Regions from separate parts of the Homo sapiens genome. Here region 2 is linked to region 1. The links are chromatin contacts, found by Hi-C or POLR2A ChIA-PET in ENCODE. All regions are on one chromosome and are shown on one strand. Each heading gives the region's core, a stretch centred on a gene start or an enhancer-like site at or near the end of the contact. The rest is flanking DNA. Distances are from core to core; before and after follow the strand shown.

Region 1 (6,278 bases), core at 2,185-4,684:
AGCTCCACATGTTTGCTCCATCTCATCCGTGGTGTGTAAATTTTGGACCCCATCATAGACAGATCCTTGGCTCCAATAGCATCACACCTAAGGCAGCGGCCCCAGGGGGTAGTATGTCAAAAGTCCTGCTTCATTCAGGAGGCTAAACTCAGAAACCTCAGCTTCTGAAGTCTGTCAATATGCACCCACACACCCCTCTTTAGAGTGATTTCTTTTAGCATTCAGGATGGTTTTCAACCCAGAGACAACAGGCTGCCCCCCTGCCTTGGTCTGACTGCCCGTTTTAGTTGCTATTCTTTTATCTCTCACAACTGGGTGAAGTTGCTCCCTGAATTTTTATAGCACTTCAGGAAGAGGCAGGCTATTGTTACAAGAAGAACGTTTAAGTATATTGTTCACTTTTTTTGAACAGAGATTGTCGATGTTATTTTTAAATTCTAAACCTTTGGGGGCAGTAAGAGTTTTAGGGGAACAAACTCTTTAATGCATAATGAGACTGGATCTGCGCTATTATAAAATGGGAGAGCCCTGGTGTCAATTGCCTGTGGTAGAGTGTGGCATTAACCAAACTAAGGTCAGGCTTCTATTTTAGCATGGGCTGAGGCTAACTGTACCCCCTGCTCCCTGGAGTCAGGCTCTCAGATGGCTGCCTATGGATTTGTTCAGGCATTTACTCATTGAGGAGGTAGTGGGGACAGGAGGAGAACTCACTATGCAACTACCATTTGCTGAGTGCTTGTCACATGCCAACATTGTACCGGGCACTCTGTATTAAATACTGCATTGGTTTCCTAGGACTGCTAGAACAAATCACCACAAACATAGTGGCTTAAAACAATATAAATTTATTATCTGATAGTTCTAGAATCTAGAAGTCTGAAAATAAGTTGTCAGCAGGGCCATGCTCCCTCCCAAGGCTCTAGAAGAAAAAGAAATCCCTTCTTTCCTCTTCCAGCTTCTGGTGGGTCCAGGTGTTCCTTGGCTTGTGGCTGCATTGCTCCAGTCTCTGCCTCTGTGACCACATTCCCGTCTCTTCTTCTTTGTGTCTTCTTCTGTCTTAGACACTCATTATTGGCTTTAGGCCCTATCTAGAAAATCCAGGATGATCTCATCTCAGGATGCTTAACTTAATTATATCTGCAAAACCCCCTTTTCCCAAATAATGTCACATTCACAGATTCTGAGTTTGGAACATAGATATATCTTTTGGAGGGTTCACCATTCAACCTACTGCCGATACCTCTGAAATTCTCACAAAGTCTGAAATCATCCATCATTATCTCAAAATTGAACTTCAAAAAGTTTTCTTCAGTTATTCAGGATTACACGTTTCGTAAGTGACAGAGCTGATTTAAATGCGGGATTGTCTGGTTTCAAAGATGTTGTTCTTTCTACTGTATGATACTAAAAACGACAACAATAATCAATGATCTTAGCTGGCATGTCCTGGATGCCTATGGATCAGGCACTATGCTGGTATTAAAAGTATTATTTCTAAAGTTTCTAATAATCCTACAGTAACGTCTTCTTATTCACAATTTATAGATGAGGAAACAGAGAGGCTCAGATGAGTTAAAAAGGCTCAAGGTCATACATATAATAAGCAGGAATTTGAAATCAAAGGGAAACCAAGTCAGATGACTTTAGAAAAATCTTCAAAGCACTGAGGAAACTGACAGATAGTAGGTTAGCAGCATTACTTTGGGCAGATGAAGAATTGGAAATGTCTCTTCGAAGGGCATTAAAAATTCCTGAAACATTTGGGATCAATTTAACCCTACCTGGTGCAGTGTGTTATGGGGCGATTTCCACACTGTAAGGGAAGCAGAGATTTGGGGCATTTGCATTTTTTTCTTTTTCCAGCCCTCAAGCCATTCTCTGTTGTCAGATCCAGTCCATGCCTTGACTTTGCCCATTTATAGAGGACTGTTTTGATGCTACAGAAAGCACGATCACTCTACTTTGAAAAGCATTTAAGCATTTTCAGAGCTCAGTCTCATTTCATTTTGCTCTTAGAACAGTCCCTGAGGTTGGTAGGGTGAGTATCATTATCCTCATTTACAGTCCAGGAGCCTGAGTTTCGAAGTGAGTTGTTACTATTTGCTTCACACAGAGGCAGAAGCAACTTGAAGCCTGACTATTTGAATGCAATTCTAATTCTTTTTCCAGAGCACCAAGCCTGTTTTAGATTAAGAAAAAAATTCCAAGAAAAAAAGGAAAAAATTGGCTACCATTAGCTTTAGGTAGGTAACACACACACATATTCTCTCTCTCTGTCTCTCTCTCTCTCCTGCTCTTTCTTTCTGTCTCTCTCTCTCTCTCTCTCACACACACACACACACACACACACACACACACACACAAAGTGATAAAAAGGTCTCCTTTCTCTTTTCAGTCTTGAGAATAAATGACTGCATTTCCCCACTGGTACTCAGAAGTGATTTGCAATTGAGAATTCTTTTTTAAGGGCAGAGGGCTCTTTTGTATGACCTTATTTTCCTTGTAGTTCCAAACAAGTGGGCTAAGCATGCTCTATTATGTCCAGACTGGTGTTTATAGTCTCATCTTCAGATGATAGATGTTACTTTATAATGCTAAACCTGATATTACACAATTCTCAACCCCTCTTCCAAAGACTGGGCTGCGTATGCCAAAACTTTATGATGACAAATCATAGAATTGGAAGGAAAGAAATGTGATACTCAAACTCTACTAACTCAGATAATATACAGAAATATCTGTAAGCCAGTGGTACTCAGTCTTCATTGTTGAGAGGGAGGCGATTTTCTAAATAATGTTACAGAGAAAAGAATTTAACCCAAGAGCATGATAGCCCACCAAAAGAATTCTTCTCTGACTGAAGTATGAAGGGTCCTTCTTTTCTCTTGAATCATTATCTCAACACAAATCTTCTGTGCCTCCTTAGACACTGTGGCCACTGTCCACTTCTAGGACCTTCAACTACTCAACCACCATACCTGCCCAACACAGTTCAACTGGCTGGGACTAATCAGGGACTTACCTTAGAAGTCCCCTTAACTCTCCACCCCTCAACCACACACACACACACACACACACACACACACACACACACTGCCAAGCCACCTAGTACTCACCTAGAGGTTCTGGCTCTTCCCCTCATTTCCAGGCTTGGATGAAACAGGAACACTATACATACATCAGGTTTGGGGTTTGGGGTCCCATGTAGTTGGAGCAGTCATATGATATAAACTTGGAAATGTGAAGGAGTTAATTCCTAGTGGGACAAGTTTTGACCAATGAAAAACAGGCAATGGGAGGTAGGTGGGAAGATAAACTTCTCCTTTATTCTTCCCAGAGAATGCTAGAGGCATGGTCCCTCCCTGCATCCACTGCAAGATGTCCCACATGCCAAGGGAACAGACCTGCTGAGCCTCCCATGCCTCATCAGCCAATGGCTCATCCCGAAGCAGAAGCCAGTTGTGCAAGGCATGACTGTGCATTGTTTCCTATACTCACTTCCCTTTTTTCCTTTTTCTGCAGCTTCCCTGGCCTGGGCTTGTGCTTCCCAAATAAAATGTCAGTACTTTAATCCTTGCTTCAGGCTTTTTTTTTTTTTTCCGCTAGAAAACTAAATGAGAGCACGCCTGATGGGTTGGTGTCCTCACTTCCAGTCACCGCCCCCTTTCCAATGGAATCCGACACTGAAGCATAAGTTGAATGTGGCATTTCCCTTCAGCGGGCTCCCACTGTCTGTAAAATAGAGTCCATACTCTATCATCTGGTGTTAATAGCCCTCTAGATTTGGTCTCAAAGTAATTTTCTGATTTTAGTTCAGTGATTTTTTAAATTCATATACCATGTTCTCTAACTAAACTGAACTACTTGAACCTTTTTTTATTACCCCATGTTTTCTGACCTCCATGCCCTTAATTATGCTCTTTCCTCAATCTGAAATGTCTGCACTTACATCTCCTCTCTACATTTTAAATTCTGTCCATCAAGAGCAAGCTCAAATGTCATCTTCTCAGATTAATTACCAATTCCTTCCTCTCTGCTGCCAGCCCACAAAATTTAATAATCTATTTTTTTGGAACCCCCAAATCATCTTGTCTGTGCTTCTCTTGTGGTACTTCTTACTTTTTACCCTATGTTATAGTATTTTGCTGTATTTCTTCTCCCCAGTTAGACCATAAGCTCCTTGCAGGTACATCTGACTGATTCATCTTTGTTTCCCAGAGGCCTGGCATGGTAACTTGCACATAATTGGTGTTTAAGAAAATTTTATGAAACAAATAAACAGTGGTCAGGCACGGTACCTCATGTCTGTAATCTCAGCACTTTGGGAGGCTAAGGCAGGCAGATCATTTGAGTCCATGAGTTCGAGACCAGCCTGGGCAACATGGAGAAACTCTGTCTTTACACAAAATACAACAATTAGCCAGGCATGGTGGCGCATGCCTGTAGTCCCTGGTGCTTGGGAAGTTGAGGCAGGAGGATCATTTGAGCCCAGGCTGCAGAGGTTGCAGTGAGCCCAGATCGCACCATTGTACACCAGCCTGAGCGACAGAGTGAGACCCTATCTCAAAAGGAAAAAAGAAATAAACAGTGTGCTTTTATATAAAAGCCCAGGATTGTGGTTAAAAACTAATTAAATTAAATTAAATTAAGTATTTCTTATCTTAAACCCTAGATCCTTAGTTTTTCAGGGATATACAGGAAAAAAAAATGACCACAAGGATGCTTCTATTTGTAAGTTGAAAGGTCAGGAGATATTAATAGTTTGAATGCTGTGGCTTTCTGCCTGGGGCCATCAAACAGAACATGCTGTGCATTTTGCTGACCTTGGACAGTTGGCTAAGATGCAGTACTGAATGATCTAACTTCTTAAGAAGTGACTAATCTACAAGACTTCTGAATCATTGTTCCTTCCTGAAAATGGAGGAAAAGTTTGATAAAGAAAAATTCCAGTCTGAGAGGATTGTTACAGTTTTTTTACAACATTGTAAAGCCTAACAAACAACATAGCAAAAAAAAAAGTATATTCTATTTAAATTTATATTATTTATAGTCATTCTATATTAATCACTTCTAAGATAAATGAAATCTTCATGGAAACAGCAGGCAAAAACATTGGCTGATTATTTCTCTCGTATGAAATGCTAAACTATGAAATTCAAATATATTTGGAAAATTCAATCATATATTTATTTCTTAATAACAACTAATGAACTTATAGAGAAACTCATGTAAAAATTCAATAGCATTTGAAAGGTAAATAAACAGCACTAATGAGCTTTATTATAATACTTTCCCACTTATGATGTATGTTTGTGACTAACATCTGTTGGATAGTATTTGAGATTAGGAAAACTTATTTTATTAAAAAACAGGAAAATTTTACTTAATAAGTTAACATGGATGGGAAATCTATTTGTAAGAAGTTCCATTTGTGAAAAGGTATAAATATGTGGTCACACATAGTTATATTTTGTTGATAGAAATAGATTTTATTAGATCAATAGAATCAGGCAACAATGACGTGGTCAGCAAGACATTCTGAGAAGTAGCCATGATGAAGAGAAAGAAGTCATCAAGTTTTTCATCCTTACAACCACAAAAGAGAGAAGAATGGGGTTCAGTTGGGACAACAACAGAGGTCATATAGAAATGGCTGGGTTGGGGATCAAAGGACACGGTCAGCCTATGAACTCAGGAATTCCTTGGGTAGATCTCTATCTGTGGTTTGTCCTGAGGGCACCATCATGGCCAATATAAGTAAACCAGGTGTTTGTGGATCCATGTTGTCTCACCCGTCCTGTGTGTAAGTATCACTCACTGGCATGGAATACAGGAGGGCTATTCTTTACAGGGCTTTCGTGGGTTGGTTTCCAATGGGAATCACTGTGATAGTCACTACCCAGTGGTTCTCCTTGCTCCTTATTTCTGCTAAAAGGGGATGTGTTCTCTCAGAGAAGTCAGCAACTGACTAAACCAAGTGACCACAGTCTGGGGTAGGCTCACAAAGGCCCAGTTCTGATGAATGCCCCCATAAATAAAAGGGTTACACTTTTTGCTGGCATAATTCCAAGAACTTGTGCTTTATGGCTTCCTCTTAAACTAGTCAAAAGAAGCTGTTCCATGCTTTAATACCTATGTACTAAGCTGGTTTCCCAGCCACTGTTTTGCTTTTGTTTTTTCCCAGAAAACTCGGAGGCCCCAGAGTATATGTAACAGATTCAGTGCATCCTTGGAAGACCTTTTCTACCTTCCCGATTGTGACTTTTTTTCATAGCTTC
Region 2 (6,278 bases), core at 2,223-4,722, 250 kb before region 1:
GGTGTGGCAGCATGTGCCTGTAGTCCCAGCTGCTGGGGAGGCTGAGGCAGGAGAATGGCGTGAACCCGGGAGGCGGAGCTTGCAGTGAGCCAAGATTGCGCCACTGCACTCCAGCCTGGGTGACAGAGCGAGACTCCGTCTCAGAAAACCAAAACCAAAACCAAAACAAAAAACAAACAAACAAAAAAAAACACAAAACAAAAAAGAAAGTCGTGGATAAAAGGAACCTTACAGATCACCTAGTATGTTAGCCTCCTTATTTTACAGATAGAGAAATTGAGGCCAAAAGCAAGGTGTAACTTTGACAAGGTCTCATAGCCTGTTAGTGGGTAAGCTGGAATAAGTCCAAAGCCCTTTTGCTGCACCATGAAGCTCTGGGACTTGCTAACTACAAAGACTGAAAGTCCATGGTGGGTTTGACAAAGCATTCTAAAGTATTGACAAATTATTTCTGCCATTGCTGTTTCTGGATTGATATATTCTTCATCTTTCATAAACCAGACTCTTCAAGGGGGAAATATTTTCTTGTCTTTTTAACCAGCAAAGAAGATTAAACAGTTATTTTTCTCTAAACTGATCATTTCATCCATAAGCTCAGCCATCACTATGGTTTGAGAGAGAGGTTGAAGGGGTGGGAAGATGCTTCACAACCATATTTTTCCTTCCTTACTTCTCTTCTCTTCTCTTCTCTTCTCTCTTCTCCCTCCCTCCCTTCCTTCCTTCCTTCCTTTCTTTTTCTTTTATTTTGTCTTTCTCTCTTTCCCCCCTCCTTCTCTCTCTCCCTCCCTCCCTCTTTCCTTCCTTCCCTCCCTGCTTCCCTCCCTCCCTCCTTCCTTTCTTTCTTCTTGTCTCACTCTGTCACCCAGGCCGACTGCAGTGGTGTGAACACAGCTCACTGCAGCCTCAACCTCCGGGACTCAAGCGATCCTCCCACCTCAGCCTCCTGAGTAGCTGGGACTACAGGCATGTGCCACTATGCTTAAATAATTTTTTATTTTTTTGTAGAGATGGGGTCTCACCATGTTGCCCAGGCTGCTCTTGAACTCCTGGAGGCAAGTGATTCTCCTACCTCAGCCTCCCAAAGTGTTGGGATTACAGACATGAGCTACCATGCCCAGCCAAATATCTATTTTCTAAAGCCTTTTTGCCAATTCCTAAGAGATATGTCACCGAGAAGCCTTGAAAGCTGCATTTTGTTTACATGGACAAATGGTCATAATGAGCAGTTTCAAAAACACCAAATTCCAATATGTGATTTCTTAAAGATATATACATGTAAATTTAACAGATATGTACAGGTAGTTTTCTTATTGTTGTTTTTTTTGTTTGTTTGTTTGTTTGTTTTTTAACTCAGGCTGAAGTGCAGTGGTGCGGCCTCAGCTCACTGCAACCTCCACCTCCCAGGTTCAAGCCATTCTCCTGCCTAAGCCTCTGGAGTAGCTGGGATTACAGGCGTGCGCCCCCACTCCCAGCTAATTTTGTATTTTTAGTAGAAACAGGGTTTTACCAGGTTGGCCAGGCTGATCTTGAACTCCTGACCTCAAGTGATCCACCTTGGCCTCCCAAAGTGCTGGGATTACAGGCGTGAGCCACTGCACCTGGCCAGCAGAAACAGATTTGAGAAGAGTACGGAGGGGATGGGGAGTTCTGAAAAGTCTAATTGGAACACTGGCTGGATTATAGGTCTGTGTGTGTTCTAAAGTGGTTCTAAACCTAACTACCATAGGCAAACATAGCTCAAGTGTGTCATACCATATAAATATTTTGGAATACAGAATGGAGCTATTGTACAACAATGTCTGGAATGCTTAGTTTGGATCAACTAATCAAGGAACAATGAACCTGAAAAGGCCAGGGGAGATTTTTTTTTAATGGAACAAATGTCATTATACATCAACATTGTTTTAAAAGTTATGGTAGCTATATAAATAATTCTATGCCCTGGAGAAATAATTCTCACTTTTTTGGGTAATTTAACATTCTTTGAAATGCTGTAGAATTTAAAAAATTTTCCATTTTGCTTGGATAACTGCCATACTAGCTTCAAAAGGTGCAGAATAGTTGTGTGTGTGTGTGTGTGTGTGTGTGTGTGTGTGTGGTGTTTAAGGGAAAGTAGAGGAAGCCTTATGGGCCACCCAGGGGGTAAACTCACAATGGGAATTCTAAATGAGGGCTCCTTAGCTGGTTGTGTTTGAAGCTCTGATCCTGACTCCCTTCCTTAGCTGCCATAATCCACCGATGGAGCCTTACCTCGAGAGACAATGCCAGTTTCTCCTCATTGTTATGAGAGTAACCCTGATGTAAGAACCTCATTTTCCAGGCAAGATCAGGATTTAGCTTCTATTTAAACAGGTCTTTGGACTAGAGCTCTGATTTTTGCCTCCAAACAGATTCTTCTAGCTTTGGGTTTTTAAGATCAGTTCTGATTGAGAGGTTAGGAAGACAGTTTTCAGTGTGCCTTCTAATGCTCCCTTTAGGCCTTTCCTAATTCAAATCTGCATTTGTCTGGGAGCTGTAATAATTTTTTGGATGTGGAAGTTGGGGAATTGGGAAATTAGTTTTAGTTTTGCTGATTATGTTTCTAAATAAGATTATCCTTTTGATAAGATTGTAGAATTGAATTATTCCAAAGAATATCTAGACATTTTACCAGCCATCAAAGGGATGACCAAATCTGTCCTCTTCTCTCCTTACCACTCCCCTCCCCACTCTTCCTCTTCCCTTCTCTCATTTATTTATTATCTATTTGTCTATCTATCCATCTGTATGTCTAACCTCAATCAGTCATCTGTGAGTCATGTCTTTGTCTACTTTGTTTTGTTTTGATGGAATGGCAGCAAAGGATGATAAGAGAGCAGTAGTTGTCTGAAGTCTCAAATATCACTGGAGTTTGTTCAAAGTGTTGCGTGAAGGTAGTTCAGTCATACCTAGCTTGTATTATTTGTTGAAATCGTGGTCAAGGAAGAAAAGGACTTTTCTGGGGTTGAAAGAGGCAAAATTCAGGGTAGTGAAACTTGAAAAATGGAGCAAAGAAAACTTGGTTAAAGATAAGGCTGTAATGCCAGATGACAAAAACAAAAACAAAACAAAACAAAACAATGAAACTCCTTTTCTCTTTCCAGAGAGAGAGACTAATGGCCCCAGCTCCTCATGTGGTCTCATTTTCCAGTTGCCCCAAAACTTTCTGCTCTGAGACCCACTATGGCTCTTCTTTCTGCACCTCTCACCTGGTGAAGCGACCTGTGGCCCCACTGATGCTCAGGCTGTGACAGTACTGCAATGAAAAGAGAGACCAGGGTCTGGAGGTCCCAACAGCAAGTAGTGCTTCTAGAGAGAACTCCTCCCCAGCCAGCACTGCTCATTGAACAGCTTACAACCCATGATGAGCTGTTTTTCTAGGAGGCCCTCTTCCATTCCCCAGGCCCAAACGCCTCTGTGAGATATGGGACTAAACAATGACCCACACCTCTTGGCTAAACACTCTGGATAACACTGGTTACTCAGCTTCCTCTAGCCTTCCAGGACAGCTCACAACATACCCCACATTCCAATAACCTCAGTGCTAGAAGTCCACACCTCCTAGATCATTATCGCTTGTCTCAACACTGCTTTTTACCTTCCCCACTCTATCTTGTTTATGCTGCTCTGCAATCTCAGACTCCTCCACTGCCCTCTATAATTCTTGGTTTTCCATTACCAAACTTTTCTACATCCCAAAACTGCTCTCTGAACATTTGCTTCCCCTTCTTCCTCTAACTGAAACTTGGCTGTTCCCTGAGGAAATTTCTTTCCTAGAAGCAGTTTCCTCCCAAATGGAAGATGTCTTGTCTTTCTGTCAGAGGTGTTCGAGCTAGAGTGACTCCATCATGAGCAGGGGCTGGATAAAATGAGGCTGAGACCTACTGGACCACATTCCCAGGAGGTTAGGCATTTGTAGTCACAAGATGAGATAGGAGGTCAGCAGGACTGGTATCACAAGATTCAGGCAAAACAGGACACCATAAAGAAGCCAGCCAAACCCCACCAAAACCAAGATGGCAGTGAAAGTGATACCTGGCCATCCTCACTGCTCATTATACACTAACTGAATGCATTAGCATGCTAAAAGACACTCCCACCAGTGCCATGACAGTTTACAATACCATGGCAACGTCTGGAAGTTACCTTATACATTCTAAAAAGGGGAGGAACCCTTTTTGGAACCATTCTGGGAATTGTCTGCCCCTTTCCCAGAAAACTCATGAATAATCTACCCCTTGTTTATCATATAATCAAGAAATAATCATAAAAATAGCCAACCAGTAGCCCTTGGGGCTGCTCTGTCTATGGAGCAGCGATTCTTTTGTTTCTTTACTTCACTCATGAACTTGCCTTCAGTTTACTCTGTGGACTCACCCTGGATTCCTTCTTGCACAAGGTCCAAGAACCCTCTCTTGGGGTCTGCATCGGGACCCCTTTCTGGTAAACCTTTATTTGGCTGTAGGTAGAGTAAGTATCTTTTTTCTTCCTATTGATCCTTCCAAACTATCTATCCTTCTTTTGACTTTGAAAACCCTAAGTCTGTTGAGTTCATGTCTTCAGACTTTACCACCTAATCTCTCTTCTAATAGTTGTCATCTTTCAGAATCTCTTGCTGTCTCTCATCATTCTTTGATGACTTTATCATCTAGTTTATTGTATTTGATTTCCTCCATTATTCCTACAATCCTGTTGGTTTTGCTGTCCTTGTAGATTATCCACCCAGTACCCTGGTCTCTCAATTTCTTGAACTTCTCTACTTCAAATATCTTCACTCCACTGCAACCAGCCACTGCCATTCTTACAGCCACACCATAGACATTATTAACAGTCAATACCAATAGCCTTTAAAATCTCTGGACAGCAATCACTATCCTGCTGTCTGATTATCACATTTTGAGTCTCTATCTCACTCCTACCAGTTCCCTTGGAACTGTTCTTTGACCCTATAGGGACATTCAATCCATTGATCCTGCTGATTTTATTTTTTAATTTCCCTAACTTTCATATTGTTATTTATCTTCTTGTTAAGCTAGCTTCCATGGTCTGGCACTTGAGCCAGATTCTTGCAGAAAACCTGAACTTTCTTGTTTTCCTTTCTCTCCACTGAACACATCTGAAAAAACTCACCCCTTGTGAAACCCAGTTATCCTCCTATGCTGTAACTACACCTGAGAAACTAATGTTACTAGAGGAAATTCATACAACCATGATGACTGGACTTGCCTAAAGTTTTCCACTGTAAATCCCAAATGGAATCCAATGCTGCTAGATGATGCTGTTTCACTTCCTTGGTACATTCACCCTCCTACACTCTAGGACAATCTTTCTTCTAAAACCTCCATTCTTTCATCCCATTCACTCTCAGCCAATAACCTCGGCCAAGGAAATGTAGCTAACTTAGAATTGCCTCATCTTCCCATCACTAAACCTACCAATCTACTTGCATCTGTACCCTCCATGTATTTTATGTTTCTTTCTGAACACTGGAAGTAGTGTTTCTACTTCTGATGTCCAGCCCCTCTGTTAGCGTCTTAGATCACATCACATCCACATTTGTTTACTCAAGGACCTCAATACTGGAGTTACCCTCTCTCTTCTTAATTATTGTTTTTTTTCATCATGGAATTATTCCTAATGATATACAAACATGTTTTATTATTAATCATCCCTTGAATCCCATGATTTGAGGGAACCTAAAAAAATAAAATAAAATAAAACTATATCTCCCTTGACGTCACATCATCCTCATATGTTTTATTTCTTTCCCTCTCTTCACAGTCTTCAAACTATTTGTTTATACTTTCTGTCTCTACTTTCTCATTTTTTTCCTTTCATATGCCCATTCCAAGTACACTTTTTTGTACCCACCACTCTGTTGAAATAGATCCTATCCAGTTTATCAATAGCATCTAATATAGTGGTCAATTTTCTGTCTGAATCTAATTCAGCCTCTCACTAGCATCTGACACAGTTGATCTCTCTTTCCTTCTTTTTTTCATGCTTAATGATGTTTATTGTTTGCTTCACAAATGAAACATGTTAGTCAATAATTCTGAAGTTATGATTATTAATAGATAATGAAAGCCTATTCAAAATTCACTTTACTCTTCAATGATGTAACTTTTCATTTGGAAATTTCTCTGCAGTCTCTCAATAATTTACACATGGAGATAATTGAATATATGACATGTTTTGAAGGGTAACTTCTAATTGAGTAGATACATATCTCCTTTTTTGAAACCCTTTCTTCTCTAAGC

Evidence for each region. Hi-C counts contacts between places; a loop is a spot of excess contacts on that map. ChIA-PET counts read pairs that join two places held with the same protein, here RNA polymerase II (POLR2A).
Region 2: a map of Caco-2 shows a loop between it and region 1 (2.8-fold over the local background). The contact joins the enhancer-like site here to the promoter of LINC03140 in region 1. A Hi-C loop is called at or near these places in 1 of 168 maps with a recorded cell type or tissue (Caco-2). POLR2A ChIA-PET finds 5 or more read pairs at or near these places in 1 of 52 experiments (A549).

What each region holds. Positions count from the first base shown.
Region 1 is chr4:128,567,109-128,573,386 of GRCh38, forward strand. LINC03140 (long intergenic non-protein coding RNA 3140) reads right to left here and starts at 3,435. Exons shown (of 2, transcript XR_007058268.1): 1 at 3,117-3,435; 2 at 825-2,179.
Region 2 is chr4:128,319,704-128,325,981 of GRCh38, forward strand. No RefSeq gene overlaps it. Among named protein-coding and RNA genes, the nearest start is that of PGRMC2, 35 kb to the left of the region's middle. RefSeq lists an enhancer at 1,908-2,470. Within about 2 kb of position 3,473, at least 5 of the 41 ENCODE cell types and tissues checked have a DNase peak (open chromatin) inside an H3K27ac peak, as active enhancers do.